Regions from separate parts of the Mus musculus genome. Here region 2 is linked to region 1. The links are chromatin loops, found by intact Hi-C in ENCODE. Cell type or tissue: heart. All regions are shown on one strand. Links, peaks and the distances in the headings refer to the core of each region. The heading gives the core; the rest is flanking DNA.

Region 1 (7,573 bases), core at 1,728-6,727:
GGAAAGCCTGCATTCTAACCCTATCCACCTGCACTGGGAACTCCTTCTAAGTCTTAGAGCTAAGTAAGGATGAGGACAGCATGAAAACCTGGAGTTTGCCATTGCAAAGGACAAAAAGGGCAGAGGACACAGGCTTCCATGGTCCTACACTGATGATGATCCCTGACTTGTTACTTAGACAGGAAGAGGTTACTTAGACACCTTCCAAGTCTATAGCTTACTGGCAAATTGTATACATCAATGATCGCGTGTGACAGTCACCACTGCTGTTAACAGTAATTATGAATGCTACACTCGCCTACCATAGCATAACCCGCAGAGGATTCAATAGGAAACACCAATTCTAGGACAGATTAAACTAAGTGTTGCTAAAGGACATGAATAAAACTGAACAGAAATGTTCTAAATGCCTAGTGAGAACCCACTGCATCTGGCCAAACCCAGACATCCATATTCACAAGATACTCTAGAAATAATTTCTGAATTATGATTGGTGTGATAGAACTCTATAAAAGGAAATCCACACTGTAAGTTTCTTAGAACTGTCTCTTGGTTGAGAGATAATTCACAAAGTTGGTTTGATAAAAACAAGAACTGGGTAAGAGTTTTAAATAGGATACACCCTTTAATGACAGTATACCTGGCCCTTACACCTGAACACTTAGGTACATGTTAAAAACTGAAAATCCTTAAAATAGGCAACCTCTGTATAGAAGAGCCTAACTACACTCTTGAAAGCATGCAGCCTACCAACATGCACACTGTAACTTTTTTGAAAACGTCTGGATCCAGTAAGAATGCTCTCTGTATCCCAGCTCTGCATCTGGTTCCTCCTCGGTCCTTAACCTTCTTGACACTCAAAGCAAACTGAGCTACTCAGTCTAAGGCTCTATGCTTTATCTCTGCTCACTTAAACAAACACATGTACATATCACAAAGTTCACTAGCTTTCTCCTCCATACCTCAATCCAAAACAAAGGCAATCCTGGCCTTCTCTATGTCCTAAACAATCTCTCGTGACTGACCCGTAAGTCCAAGGGGCTCTCGTTTACAGAAACTAAAGGGAACATAAAAGACAACAGGAAACTAGAGTCACTAAAGACAGAACTCTTACAGTTCCTTTCAGGATCGACTCCGGGCAAACAAAGAGTGACCCAACGCCTGCTCATTGTGTCTGAACATTAACTAATCTAAGCTCGTTCAGAGTTCACTACTATTCTACTAGATATAGTCTATAGAATTATGAAATTTTAAAAAAGACATCAAACTGTTTAGGGATTTAAATCTTTAGGGATTTAAGTACTAGTAACTTTATTGTTGCTAGTATCTAATTAAACAAAAATATGTATTTCCATGGCAATTTTTGTCTGTGGTGGCCCTAAACGTGTTTAAATGAGGGGTGATTACAGACAGATTACTGGGCTGCCCGAGTTACTACTACAGTTTACAGGTGGAGACACTGAGGGGACGCTGGATGGCTTCTTCAGACTACTACTGAGTTATGCTCTGGGTTCAAATCTTTTCACATTTACTCTTGCGCCTGCTGTATAACATAGATCCCTTATTTCAATTCAAAGAAAATTAACATAGCTCACTATAATACTAAGAATTTGTAGATGGTAACTTTCTAATGGATATTTCCCTACAAGTAAAGAGACTGGTTTTTAAAGGAGAGCAAGCATCTTTGAGAAACAGCAATCACCTATTTGCATTTGAAAAAGCATTAAAATGTAAACTATAGGAAAAGTTCTTCACTTCATCATACATACAAGTTCTTTTAAGAGAAATGTTCTTTAATTACACCGGGTTCTTCTACTTTTTTAATTTTAAGCCCACTCTGAACAAGAAACTACTCCTTTTTCCCCCTGCCTTGGTATTTTTCTTCTTAAAATAGAAATCTAAAACAATGTAAGTCCTACCTGACATAGATAACTTAAGGAAGAACTTATTGTTTGCAGGCTGCTTTGAGATTCCAGAATGAAATACATAATCCAGTTGTTCTTCAACCCTAAAACAAAGGCAAACTTTACTGACAGTAACTGCCTCAGCAGATGCCTCCAGAGCGTGACACTACACCATCGTCAACAGAAACACAAGGTTCATTTCAATTAGATTGGATTCAAAATGGAGGGAAGAAAAGCTCCCAAATGTATTAAGTTCTTTTGCCCAAATCAAAAGATTAAATACTTCTTTCTTGATAAGCAATTATCCTATTCTTGTTCGCAAAAACTGTACGCATTTATTAAATAGAACAAGCTCAAAATGATGTAACCAACCGTAATCGTAAAACAACAAATCAATACATTTTATATAGTAATTTTTGTTAAATTTCACTTCAGATTTGTTCCTGGTCAACTGTTATTTACTGGAGCACTGACCTCTGGCAAATCTTAACTCTTTATAAATGGCCAGTTTGTTTCTCATAACATGACTGGTACATGTAATTCAAGATCCAATCAAGTGAGCTGCCATTCTTTAGAGAATTTCTGGTGAAGAAAGATGAAGAAACTGCTCTGGAAGCTTCAGTGGGGATACTAGGCATAGCCCTAGCTTGCGTAGAAAGCAGAAGAGAACAGAGGTTGTTACAACTCTTCGGGGATGTAATAAAAAGTAAAACATATGGACTGAAAAAGAGGTTCCATCCACACATATAGGAAAAAGGAGTTTTATGGCTTAAAAAACAAAACACCAACATTAAAGAACTAAAATCGGTTCGGTGGTTAGGAGCGGCTGGACCGAAAGCAATGAGGCGGGGGGACCAAAAGAGGTTAAGAGAGTGAGGGCCTCTGAAGGCAAGGCTCGACACTGGAGCAAAGAGATGCTTAAACGCAACAACAAAACGCAAAAGGCCAAAAAGCCCACCCTCCCACAAGTCAGTAACTAACAAAAGAGCTAGAACGAGGTGCCAAAGGAGAAAATAGTGCTAACAGCGAGGAAACTGATCGGCGACGGCCAAGAGGTTAACGACTGGGGATGCACAGTCGAGGGACCGAGCTGGACCGAGCGGAGAGCTCGACCGACGTCGAGGGACCCCCGGAGCCAAAGGGCGCGCGGGCGCGGGTGGAAGCGAATGAGGGTCGAAGGACCAGGCGGCGACCGTGGAGTGGGGCGGAGAGCCGGCGGGACACCGGGCACGACGAGTGGCAAGGGCCGGCCGGGGGCACCCGCCTGCGCGCCGCGCCCCTCGCGTCCCCGCCGACCTTCAGCGGGCCCAGGACCCGGCTCCGACTGAGGCCAGGGCGCCAGAGGCAGACGAGGCGAGGAGGCCACTTCCTGTCCGGCCCCGCGGGGGAGATGGACCTGGCCCGCGTCGCGGGGCCGGGAGTCGCGCGGACAGCGAGGGGCTCACCTCTCAACCGGCACGGCCTCGGCTGGCGCCTGTGCGACGGAGGAGCTCTGCGTCCGGCTGGTAGGCGTCCTTAGCCAGGTCCGCACCATCCCGCCCCGGGCCCGCTCACATCGCCATCGCAGCACCCGCAACCACCGCAAAGCCAAGAGCCGGCTCGTCTCCGGCGCTCGGCTCCCGGCCCAGAGCCGCCGGCGAGCATGCGCAGTCGCGTCGGTCCCAAGGGAACCGGGCCGCCGAGCGCTACCTGCGTTCAACAGGTCCCGGCCCGCGGCCCCGCCCCTGGGGCTCTCCCCTCCCCCTCCCGCAACGTCCCGCCTTCTCTGAGGCGAGGACCCGCCCCCTTGGGCTCCAAGTCCCGCCCCCCCAGGAGACTCAGCTGCCGCGGGCCCCCGGCGCCAACCGAGATTTGAAGATTTGTTCTCCCTTCCCGGCTCGCCCCTCCCGAGTTCCCGCGAGAACGGGAGACTTGCGTCAATAAAAAGCGCGAGCCCAGCCGGGGTGGGAGCTGGGGGTAGGGGGGGGGATAGTGTGAACCACTGGTCGAGAGTTAAAGGGCCCCAAGAGATGCGAAAGGACAGTTGAAGACTGAGGAGATTTCTCTCGAAGTCATCTACGTCTTCTCTCCTTGCTGCCATGGCTAGAGCCGACCCTCGCGCCTCTGCCAGGGCAGTGGGTCGGTGCTGCCCCAGCAGTCGCTAATGGGGCCATCCATGGTGTGGCCATGCGTGCAGCTGATCTATTAGTGTCTTGATTGATGACATCTTAAATAGAAGCTTTCAGGTCTTAAATTCCATTAACGGAAGCCCATAGTCTTTCATTGATTAACTTCATTTTCTTCTTTCCCGCTGTCCGAACAGAACATTTTTTAAAGATTTATTTACTTTACATCCTGCTCGGTTCCCCCTTCCAGATCCCCTCCCCTCCCACAGTCCTTCCCCCACTCCCCCTTCCCTTCTCTGAGTCTGTGAGGCTGGCACTTCCTATCCCACTGAGGCAGGACAAGGCAGCCCAGCTAATAAAACATATCCCACATAAATGGAGCTGCTTTGGGGATAGTAGCTCCCCTCCCCCTCCCGTTGTTGAAGACCCACATGAAGACCAAGCCACACATCAGCCACACATGCTGGAGGAAGTGGGGTTAGGTCCAGCCCGTGTATACTCTTTGGTTGGGGGTTCAGTCTCTGAGAGCCCCAAGGGTCCTGGTTAGTTGGTCTTCCTGTGGAGTTCCTATCCCCTTCAGGACTGCAATCTTTCCTCCTATTCTTCCATAAGAGGCCCCTCGCTCCATCCACTATTTGGCTGTGGGTGTCTGCTTCGGTTTGAATCATCTCCTGGGTGGAGCCTACAGAGTATCCTTATAATAGTGTCAGGGTTTGGTGCTTGCCCATGGATGGGTCTCAAGTTGGGCCACCAGCAGGACATTTTATAGCTCGTTAAAGCTTCTGTGTGTGACTCAAGCAAGGTTGGGAATTTCAGCAACAGCTGAAAATTTCCCTCAGAGCTGTAACACTTTCACACAGCTCAAGATAAAATGAATGGGGAGAACAGAACACAGCTTGTGATAAAAATGAATTAGGAGGAGAGAGTGGTGTCTCTTAGATATAATGTGAGGGAACATGATGCCACTGATAATCTGCTTGAAGATGGTTAAAAATGGCAAATATTGTGTATATTTGCTAGAATAAACATGAATGAAACCTTTCTGTCCACTTGGCAGTGGTGATGTGGCCTTGTACCTTAGGCCGTTTGAAACCAAGTGTTAAATGTGATTTAACCACTGGCTTTTCTTCAGTTTTTGGGCAAAATTTGAACAGGATTGGAATGCCCGTGTCACCTTATGATAATGTTTGCATAAATGATCCTTCTGGTACAGTTACTCTTGTTTTTTACAGACAGAGTCATATCTACTACGATGGGTGTCCACAATGCACAATGGTAAGGTATTTTTGGGAAGTTATATTTCTTTAACACCAAATATGAGACTGAGGCAAGCGAAGTCTAAGTTTAGCACTTCCTTTATGGGTACAACAGCTTCGGGTTTAAAGGGCGAATATATTAGTTCATCATGTTGTGATGTTACTTCATGGCTTAATGGCTGTGGTCTCTCTGGGAAAAGAATGGTATAAGACAGTGACCATGCCAATCCTCCAGTTAAAAAGAAAGCACTCAGCTGTGTTTCAGGCTTCTCACCTGTAATTGCTGCACTGGACAGGCTGAGAGCAGCCTGAGCTACAATGTGATCCCTTTTCTCAATAAGTATATGAGAGAATTTCTTTTTAAGCTAGTGGCATGACTTGCATCTCGTTGTTGAATGGAGATAATGAGGACTGAGAAGACTTTGCTACTTAGTGAACGCAGTAAAGGAGAAGATTGGAATCTATAGACAATAAATGCACTTTTATAATCTATGTGGCATAGTCTTTAATAATGCATTGCCAGGAGAACCTTGAGACTGCACAACTGATTGGACTACAGAGTGCTTTTTACAGCACGGTATGGAAAGGCTCAAGCAGTTACGTCTGGATTGCAACTCAGATGATATGGGTTTTCCAAGTGGCAAAGCATTTGCTCGGATCAGAAGCTGTCAGACAGGAGACGCCCCTCCTACCGCCACACTTCTGAGTCACTCCTGTAGAGTGTAATTACATAGTATCGAGTGACAGCAATGACTTGACTTCATGGCTTATTCTCCTCTCAGTGTGCCTAGAGCTTACCATGGTGTTCTGTAATGTGGTGTTTATGCTAATTACTACCAGCTTTGCCATAGCAAACGCACCAGAGAGACTAACTCATATGTCTTATGATTCAAACCCTATCACTAGTCCTGACCTTCTAGCTCATTCCAGCCACGGCTCTGTGGCTCACATCAGAGCTTTTCATAGGAAGAGTGATGAACCGCCTTCTTCACCATAGCTGAAACAGACCTCTGCCCACTTCCCCTTTCCCTGGGTACAGAGATCTGTCTCTCGAATCTGGGTTCTCAGGATGGACTCACCAAGCCTAGAATCCCCCAGTCCTACTGGATGCTTTCTTGTGTCTCCCGTAGAGTTCATGTCCATGTGCCGATTGGGTTTCCAAATACTTCTCTATTTCAAAATGATTTCCAACTCCAAGGAAAAGTCAGACATGGACAAAAAGAAGCATTACTTCTAGTGAGACTAGAGAAAGGGATCAAAACATACTACGAATGGAATAAAGGAGGGCTGTCAACTTTAGATTATTTGATGCATGACAGTCTTTGCAAATATTATATAAAATAGTCATGCAACAAATTTAAAGTTATTTAAACACTAATTTACTATGAATTAAAGCCTGCATAAAAGAAAACATTCTTACCTGTATCAAATAAAACTATTGCCGTTTGTACGTGTGTCACCTTTTTTGTTTGTTTAACATCAAAACTCAGTGTTCTTGCCCTTTTCAGTTGTAGAATTTTTAAAGTTGTGTGCTTCTTTTCAGTTATCTCGTGAATTCATTACTTAATTTAAAAAGTTGAAATGTTTTATAAAACCTGTGACCTTATGAAAATGATTATAGCTCTCTGATTTATAGATGGAATAGGCTGCTTCGTGGGTGTGTTGGAAAACTTATTCTTATAAAGACCTTTTTAAAAAAAAGAAAAGGCCCGTGCTTCTGAATATTTCTTTCCCTAAATAGATTGAGTTTCTAGGACAATATTTGTAATGATTGCTGGAAGTCACTTAAAAATCCATACAACTCTAAACTCAAATGTCCATATAGAATGCAAAATTAAACATTTAAAATTCTTCTCTAGAGAAAAGTTCCTTTCAGTTCTAGGTTTTACATGGGACCAACCATTATAAATACAGTAGCCAGAAAAGCCACAACAATAAAATAACACTTTTATACTCTGCTGTCATTAGGCTTAATTTCCTTTATTGCCAATTACAAGTTTGTCTATCCTTATGTTTTTTATTTTTGAAATGTATCATATTACATTTGTTGAATGTAATATCTAGGGTGCAGAGAAAGAAAAACATACAGAATCATGAAAAAAGGGGAATTTAATTTTTAAAACTTTCCAGCCAAATCTTAAAAGGCCCTGGCTCTGCTTAGCCTCCAGGTTGATCAATTTCAGGGTGGCATGGCTGTTGACTAAAATTCAATTACATCTTGAAAGGCTATTTAAATTACTTTTCTAATTTATTCAGCAAAAAAAAAAAATGCAATTTGAACTAATCTGGGTCAGGAGCACACTGTCAG
Region 2 (7,573 bases), core at 1,307-6,306, 180 kb before region 1:
AAAGATCACTGGTAGTGTTACCATTAGCAGTAAGGAAAACAAGTTTGAGTCCGTGCCTTACATAGTCAGAATAGAAAAAGTTTCCAGTCCTAGTGACAACTAGAGTTCAAGTGTTTTAAAGATCGGTAACATTTATATTGGGGGTTGGGAAGGGTTCTAATCCTTCAGGGATCCTGTGTATGTGTGTGCGTGTGTGTGTGTGTGTGTGAGAGAGAGAGAGAGAGAGAGAGAGAGAGAGAGAGAATGTGTAAAGAGTGTGTGGGTGAGAGTATGTGTACATGTAACTGAATGTCTTTGTGAGAAAGTGTGTGTATCTGTGTGAGAGAGAATGAGGGTATGTGTGTAAAAGCATGCATTTTGCAGAGAAACTACCGGTAATTCTCCACTGATGAAGTCAAGTAATAAAAGAATATTGCAAATAATCTTTAAGGACAAAAAGTTCGAAGGAAAAAAATATAGTTCAAGTTTTAAAACAGTATGTCAGAAAGAGACTAATGATTTCCACTGGTCAGCTTTCCAGCCCCGATACCCAGGATCTAACGTGGTTATCAATCAGACAAAGCTGCAAGCCCAGCAGAAGCCTGCGAATGACAGATCCACAAAGATCAAGGGTCAGTATTTGAGGAAACTTTCAGATTTACAACTTTTAAAAATTGAAGTATTTATATTAAAAAAAACAGAAATAGTATAATAATCTGTTTTTGTTTTAATACCACCTGTAGGGATATGGGGATGCAGCTGACTATGATTTGCCTCATGCTCTAGCAGAGGCATGGTTTGCTGGCTGCAATTCTGGGAACTTTTCAGAGGGTATATAAAATGCTAGGACCCCAAGAGGCCGAGTTGGTGGTTGGTGATGTGTCGTGGTATGTTAGTAACTGCTCGAAGAAGAAACAAGGAAGCAATTAGACTCAGAGATACCTTTCCCGTCACTCTTTCTCTCCTATCAAGCGACGGGGGTGAAGTGGGAGGGGTTGAGAGTGGGAAAGGAAGAACCACAAAGTAGAAAGGCCACTACAAGCAAAGAAGAAACAAGGAAGAGATTAGATTCGGGGTCTCTGTATGCCCTCCCCACCCCCAATCCTTTCTCTCCTATCCAGTGATAGGGATAAACCCAGGAGGGGGAGACAAAGGGTGGGACAAAAGAGAACACCACAAATAAGCCAAGACCAGCTACACACCTCTGTGCTTATAAATTAATTCTGTAAGCATAAACATCAGCTCCTGGGGTAAACTTTACTTTTCAGTAAAAGTTCTTTTACAAGAGTTTTCTCTAACCCCTTCCCTGGCTAACTCTTGGAGCTGGCTCTTACAACCAAATATGCTCAGCTGTTTCTACTCTGACCCAAAAGGCAAGGTGTCTTTACATATTAGAGTCAGCCCACTGTAAGCACGTGGAAAGCACAAGTGCAGCATGAGCCACCCCACTACAGTAGAAACTACTGACAAAACCATCTAAACGTGTCTCCATCTTCCCACCTAGTCACCAACTGAGGGAGTGAAAGACAACTACGGCAGTCAAGCAATGACAATTCTGGCATGATGTGGTCAGAGTCCAGAAATGACTCCTGAGTTTTAACTTCCTGCAGGTTTTTCACCGATCCCTTAAACCCCTAACAAAAACTGGACGCAGTGGCTCTGTAGCTACACCCTGCTCTACATCCTGATTCATACACTGGCACACAGTACATGACGCACGATCCTCTTACCCTTGGACTCTGACTACCAGTAATAATCACCTCCCATACCATCTCAACCAAATCTGATCATTTTCAAAGACAGCTCGCCAAAATAAAACGGCCATATAGAAACCACTTCTACCTTCTATATACCATACCCTGGGTGTATATAGCAGTGTCGTCTAATTCTTGCTCTAGTTAGTGAAAGCTCACTGTACCTTCAACTCACAAGTCTCCTGTGATTCACAGGGTCCCCCAACGCCACGCCCTTTTACAATGTACTTACTCTCATTCACACTCACTGCCTCTGACTGTTCATTCTTATACTCATTCATACAACCAAAAGGTATTTGCTGAGTTCTATTTTCCTACCAAACTCATTCACTGTGCTTTAAGGCTGAGGAAGCTACTCTGAGCAACATAAACAAGACTTCTCCTTCAAAGCTGCAATTCAATAGAAATATGGAGTGCCCAACCATTACTTCAGTGATGTTCTAATTATAAGTGTGGTAAGATTTAAAATAATGTCGCAAGTGTACAAATAAAAGTAAACTTAGTCTGGGAAGCTGAAGGGAAACTAGAAATGACATTTAAGCAAAATGTAAAGATGAGCAAAAGCTGAAACAACAGAAGCCAGAAGGCTCATTCGTAGGACTAGCACAAAGGCTTTGAGGAATCATCAGAGCTGGTGAGCAAGGGTCAAGGCCCAGGGAAAGGGCGAGAAAGAAAGAAAGAGAAGGTTATTTCTTTTTTTTGGTTTTTTTTTTTTTGGGGGGGGGGGGGTTCAAGACAGGGTTTCTCTGTATAGCCCTGGCTGTCCTGGAGCTCACTTTGTAGACCAGGATGGCCTTGAACTCAGAAATCCGCCTGCCTCTGCCTCCTGAGTGCTGGGATTAAAGGCGTGCACCACCACGCCCGGCCGAGAAGGTTATTTCTTATAGCCGCTACCGTTACACTTGGCATACTGTTTCAGAATCACTCATTCTGAATATTGCCATGTTCAGTCTCCATTAAACATACTCCTTTCAGTCTTATAAAAGTTTCTGTACCAAAACCTAATCCAGTTCTTAACTGTCCTCAAGACCTGTGGAAAAAAGAAGTGTTTGAATTAAGAAAGCAGCATACCCTTTGAATACTACAAAGTCTGAAAAAATTAACTCTAGGGTTCAAAACCTTGAGTCTCTGACTGCCCTAAAACTTACTGAGCAAGAAAGTCATTTTCATTCCAATTTTTACATATTTTAAAAAAATCAAAGCCAGTATTACTTATGAATGAAGCTTAAATTCTGAAAAGTAAATTTAAGATGGCAAATTTAAAATGACTCCATATCCTCGCTACCCATACTGCCACCAATTAATAATCATGAGAACTGCTTTCAACTCCTGCAGAGTCACAGTGATAGCCGGAGTCAGGCAGCTCTATCTGGCAGTTCCTGCTCTCCAGTTGTACAATGTATTGAAGAACAGGGTCAAGAGCAGGAGCCGGGACCTGTGCCATCATGTCCTCCTTCCTTGCTAATACTGTCAGTACCAGACATACAAGCTAATGACTAAGAAAGTGTCAAAATCCAACCGGCACTCCTCTGCTAACTCTACTCAGGTAACAGATGATAAACTAAGCTTTCTTTTAGGTCCATGTTCTCACAGAATAATGGGAAACTCTTTTAAAGTAAGAAAACAGAACTTCACCACTTACATTTATTATGGTTACTGACATATAGAACAACAGATTCAAAGTCATACAAAAAGCCAAGGAGGATTTTACTCTAAGAATATGTCAAAATGGGCTCGCCCATACCAAAAGCACAAAACTTTACAAGAAGTGTATAAAGTTATACAGTGTATAGTATGCATACTCAGGAAGGAAAGATAGGAAAATCACAAGACTGAGGCTAACCAGGATGACAAACCCATCTCAAAAAAGAGGAGGGATGTAACAGTGGAAAAATGCTTGCCTCCCACATAGAAATCAATGGTGTTTGATCCCACAGTACACACAAATGCATCTTACACATACATACACACACACACACACACACCCTATAAATCCTAAGTAAAATGTGAAATGGTCATACCAGTGAATATTTCCTTAAGTATCAAAATAAAACAATAAAATAATTTACAACCATTATTCTAGGTTTGGCTGAAATTCATAATCTTTCTAAGTCACTGACAACAGAGCCCATGGCCTTCCAGTGGAGCCCTTGAACTACTGATACTAGACTATCCCACTTTTCCCACTTCTCAAGAAAAGAGAAAATTCATAATTAAGTGACTAAACAAGAGCAAAATAAAAAGCTATTCATTCCACATACATGGACTGGATTCACGCGGTTACACAAAAGTGATCAAAACAAATGTTGCCTACTGTTCAGAAGTAAAACTTCTTTACCCAATTAAAGAAGAACGTAATTGCTTTCTTTCCATCTCCCAAAAACAGAAAAAAAAAAAAAAAAGGTTAACACATTTAGTGAAAATCTGAAAATCTGATTGCAGTACCCCTTTGGAGAAAGAAATTTGAATCTTTTAAGTTACTTCTATTCATGAAAGGAAATTATTGGCTTACATTGACTTACATAATTCTTTTACAAATGTGTATGAATTTTCATGTCTCTGTGCCATCTGCATGCCTGGTGGCTACAGGGGCCAGCAGAGGGCCTGGGACCTGCTGTTCCTAGAGTTACAGAGAGAGCTGCTATGTGGCTCGGGAGCAGCCGGTGTTCTGACCCTAGACCATCTCTGCAGCCCTGGATGCTCTTTAGCCACAGCTTCCCAGACCAGAGTCTTTACTTAACTGTGTTAGGACTCAAGGTGATGAAACATAAACTAACTCTGGCCCTTGTTCCTTTTCTTAGCTTCTAATAACCTATTTTTTTTAAGTGTTTTACAAGTAAAAAGATAAGAGAGTGACTGAGCTTCAATACAGAACACTATTTCCTAATAACCACATGCAAGAATCAAGTACCAAGCAAGCAAATAAATATTACTACAAAAATCAGGCATGCCTTTTCTTTTAAATGCCTTGCCTAAGGATTACATGGGATAACCTCACAGTCAAGTTACTATAATGCTGTAAAGTGCTTCATAAAAATCCCAATTAAAGTGTGTACATGTGATTTCGCCCAGTAAGGAAGTAGCTGTTATGACAGAGAGATGATGCTGATGTTATGAGACTTAATTTATTCACATATAACCCAGCCTACTGCAATGGACTCTTTTGCTCAGTGTTGAGAGAAAACAGTAAAAACTCTAGAAAAGTAGTTAAATAATGCAGAAATCTTAATCCTCGCTCACAATGGCTGTCTCTGCTCCCAGCAACTACCTATTTCCCAGAGAAAAATCAAATGTACATTTTCCTAACTACATAGAAGTAGGATTTTTAAATCTCCATTACTCTCCATGATATTACTTACATTAGAAATAAACCACATCTCCAAACAAAAACTATCAGCTAAAAATAATTTATCTATTTCAAAGGCTCAAGCAGAAACCTCCACCTGAACTAAAAATAGTGGGGTTTTTTTTTCTTCTTCTTCTTCTCAGTATCTTAAAATGCACCTTCCACATTTATGAAGTGGACAGACCAGTGTCCACAAATTCGCCAATGGGTCGTCTGGGGGAATCTAACGACTGAACTCTTTATGAACATAACACACTTTCCTTAGGACACTATAACATCCAGAATAAGAGAGTGTGAGTGTGTGTGTGTGTGTGTGTGTGTGTGTGTGTTATACATAGTATACACAAATAATGAAAACCCTATCTCGATTATGTTATGCAGTGACATCTCAAACCACCCCAAAACACTGTTCTTTTTCAGAAACAGAAGTAAACGCCCTGTGCAAGAGCTGTCAGGTGGGCAGGCAGGTAGGGCTCCATCTGGGACACCGCACCACTGGGGAAAGGGAGGACGACGCGATCTCGTGGGAGGAAGGGAGGGTCGCCAAGAGGACAGGGACCTAAGGGCGACTCCACCCACGGAGTCGCTGAGGCTGAGGCAGGAGGGCTCCCACAGCCCTATCAGCACCGCCCAGCCGGCGGCCCAAGGCGGTGGCAGCGGCGCGACGCCGGCTCCGAGCCGGAGGCTGAGGCCGCGACCTCCGTGCTAGCCGAGAGCCAGAGGCCGCCCGCCCTCCCGGGAGAGCCGGCGCGGACGAGACGCCGCGGAGGGTGGGAAGGTCACAGCCGCAGGAGGCCCCGGCCGAGCGGCCACCAAGCCCGCGCGCTACCTTTGGCCTCGCAGTCGGCGCAGTACTTGTTGTCCTCCTCCCTCAGCAGTTTGGACAGGATGAGCTGGTGCTGCTCGTTCAGCTTCTGAGCCTTCTCCCGACAGGAGCGTGTCGCCATGTCGGCGGCGGGGCGGCGGGCCCGGACGCGGGCGAGCGGACGGGCGGACGGCGCTGGCGAGGCCGGGCGGGCGAGGGCACCTGACGCCGCTGGGGCCGCGGACGGACTCGGCCCAGGAAGCGGCGGCAGCGGCGGTGGCGGCGGCGGCTGGAACCGGAGGAGGGGCGGCGGCGGCCGAGCCAGCGCCGACGTGTCCCGCCTCCTCGCCGGGCCCGCCGCACGCTCCGCCCGAGCCGGCGAGGGGCGGGGCGGGAAGAGCCGCCGCTTCCGGGAGGACGCAGCGCTGGGCGCTGCGCATGCGCCCAGCTGCCCGCGTGCCGGGAGACTCCCAAGGTGATTCCAGAGAAGCGTCTGACGCTCCCCGGGGCGAGATTCCCCACTCTTGACACCTGATCGTCGCTTGAAGCCTCTAGAGACCTGAAAGTGGAAGAATTTTTTTTTTTTACCGGGAAGCGACTTTCACAGTCTTTGCATTTTTCACAGTCTTTGCATTTGTGTACACAGCACTGGAAATGTCCAAATTATAGTTATATATATATAGTTATAATGGGTAGATGCATCCCATGTGTGTGCATCGGGAGTTTGGAAACGGTATACTAGAAGCGGATGGAATGAAATGGGGCTAAAAGTGTCTTACGTTTTAGAGGAAAATAGACATGTTTGGGGGGGAGAGGTAACGTAATAAACCCTACCTCCCTCAACAATATTGATAATCTCATATACAGGAAAATGAGGCAAAACAGTCAAGTCACTTGGCCATGCTACAAGTGGAAGAGTTAAAACCAGGCAATATACCCCGCCTAGGAAGAGGGAAAGTGATCAAAAAGTGAATTATTAAAGGGATGTCACTTTAAGAAATTGTGTGCTGCTAGGATCCCTTCCCTGGGAGAAACTTAAGCCTGTTCCTTCTCGTAAGATCCTAAAGACAAACTTAGGTATAATTCCAACAAAGTTCACCCAGGAGAACCAATGAGCTTATTAGGCTTAAAGAGCAACTGGTAAGGGGTATGGATAGGAGCATAGATGACCTTAGAATAGCCACACTGGAAGGTCTGCACATAGCAAGGATGATGGTCCTTAGGAACCTGACATGGAATTCCCTCCCTCCATCTTCCCCCAGGTATATCCTCTAGCCCCTCCCTGAGACCAGATACAAGCAGGGCAGAACCACATACAACAGTGACTGAATAGTGTGGTAGGGGTTCCCTTCCATAAGTCTCCATATACCCTCCCTATGGTGGAACATAAATAGTCAACAGGCCCAGCTGTGATGGTCCTTTGCAAGAAGGCCAAGCACAAGGCTTCTGAAACTGACAGTGTGTTTCAGAAGATGTTCCTACATAACACAATGTAAACGACATTCTTCCCTGCAAGGAAAGACAGTTTTAAAAAGGAAGACATTCTCGATGATAGCCCATCAGGTTTACTAAGGTTGAACTCAGTGAAACAGTTGGAGTGATTCGGCTTGCTGTGTAGTAAGTATGAGCAATACTATGTGTGGGCCTTATGTAAGTAGAATAAACATAGCCCTGGCCTGAGGTAGGAGA

What was found. Peaks named below come from ENCODE experiments on the same cell type or tissue, not always from the same donor. Only the 100,000 strongest peaks of a DNase experiment are listed, where the experiment ranks them.
Region 2: it touches region 1 in a loop (2.6-fold over the local background); 10 of 42 quality-filtered maps call a loop at or near these places.

The regions. Positions count from the first base shown.
Region 1 is chr1:24,096,712-24,104,284 of GRCm38, forward strand. It overlaps Fam135a (family with sequence similarity 135, member A), which reads right to left and starts at 3,630. Exons shown (of 21, transcript NM_026604.4): 1 at 3,350-3,630. In heart, for the core only: no CTCF peak of the experiment used is centred there; DNase peaks (open chromatin) are centred at 3,770 and 4,400; H3K4me3 peaks cover 2,585 bases; H3K27ac peaks cover 2,157 bases.
Region 2 is chr1:23,916,130-23,923,702 of GRCm38, forward strand. It overlaps Smap1 (small ArfGAP 1), which reads right to left and starts at 6,252. Exons shown (of 10, transcript NM_028534.3): 1 at 5,909-6,252. The coding sequence starts at 6,026. In heart, for the core only: a CTCF peak has its summit at 4,322 (motif pointing right); a DNase peak (open chromatin) is centred at 6,242; H3K4me3 peaks cover 2,070 bases; H3K27ac peaks cover 920 bases.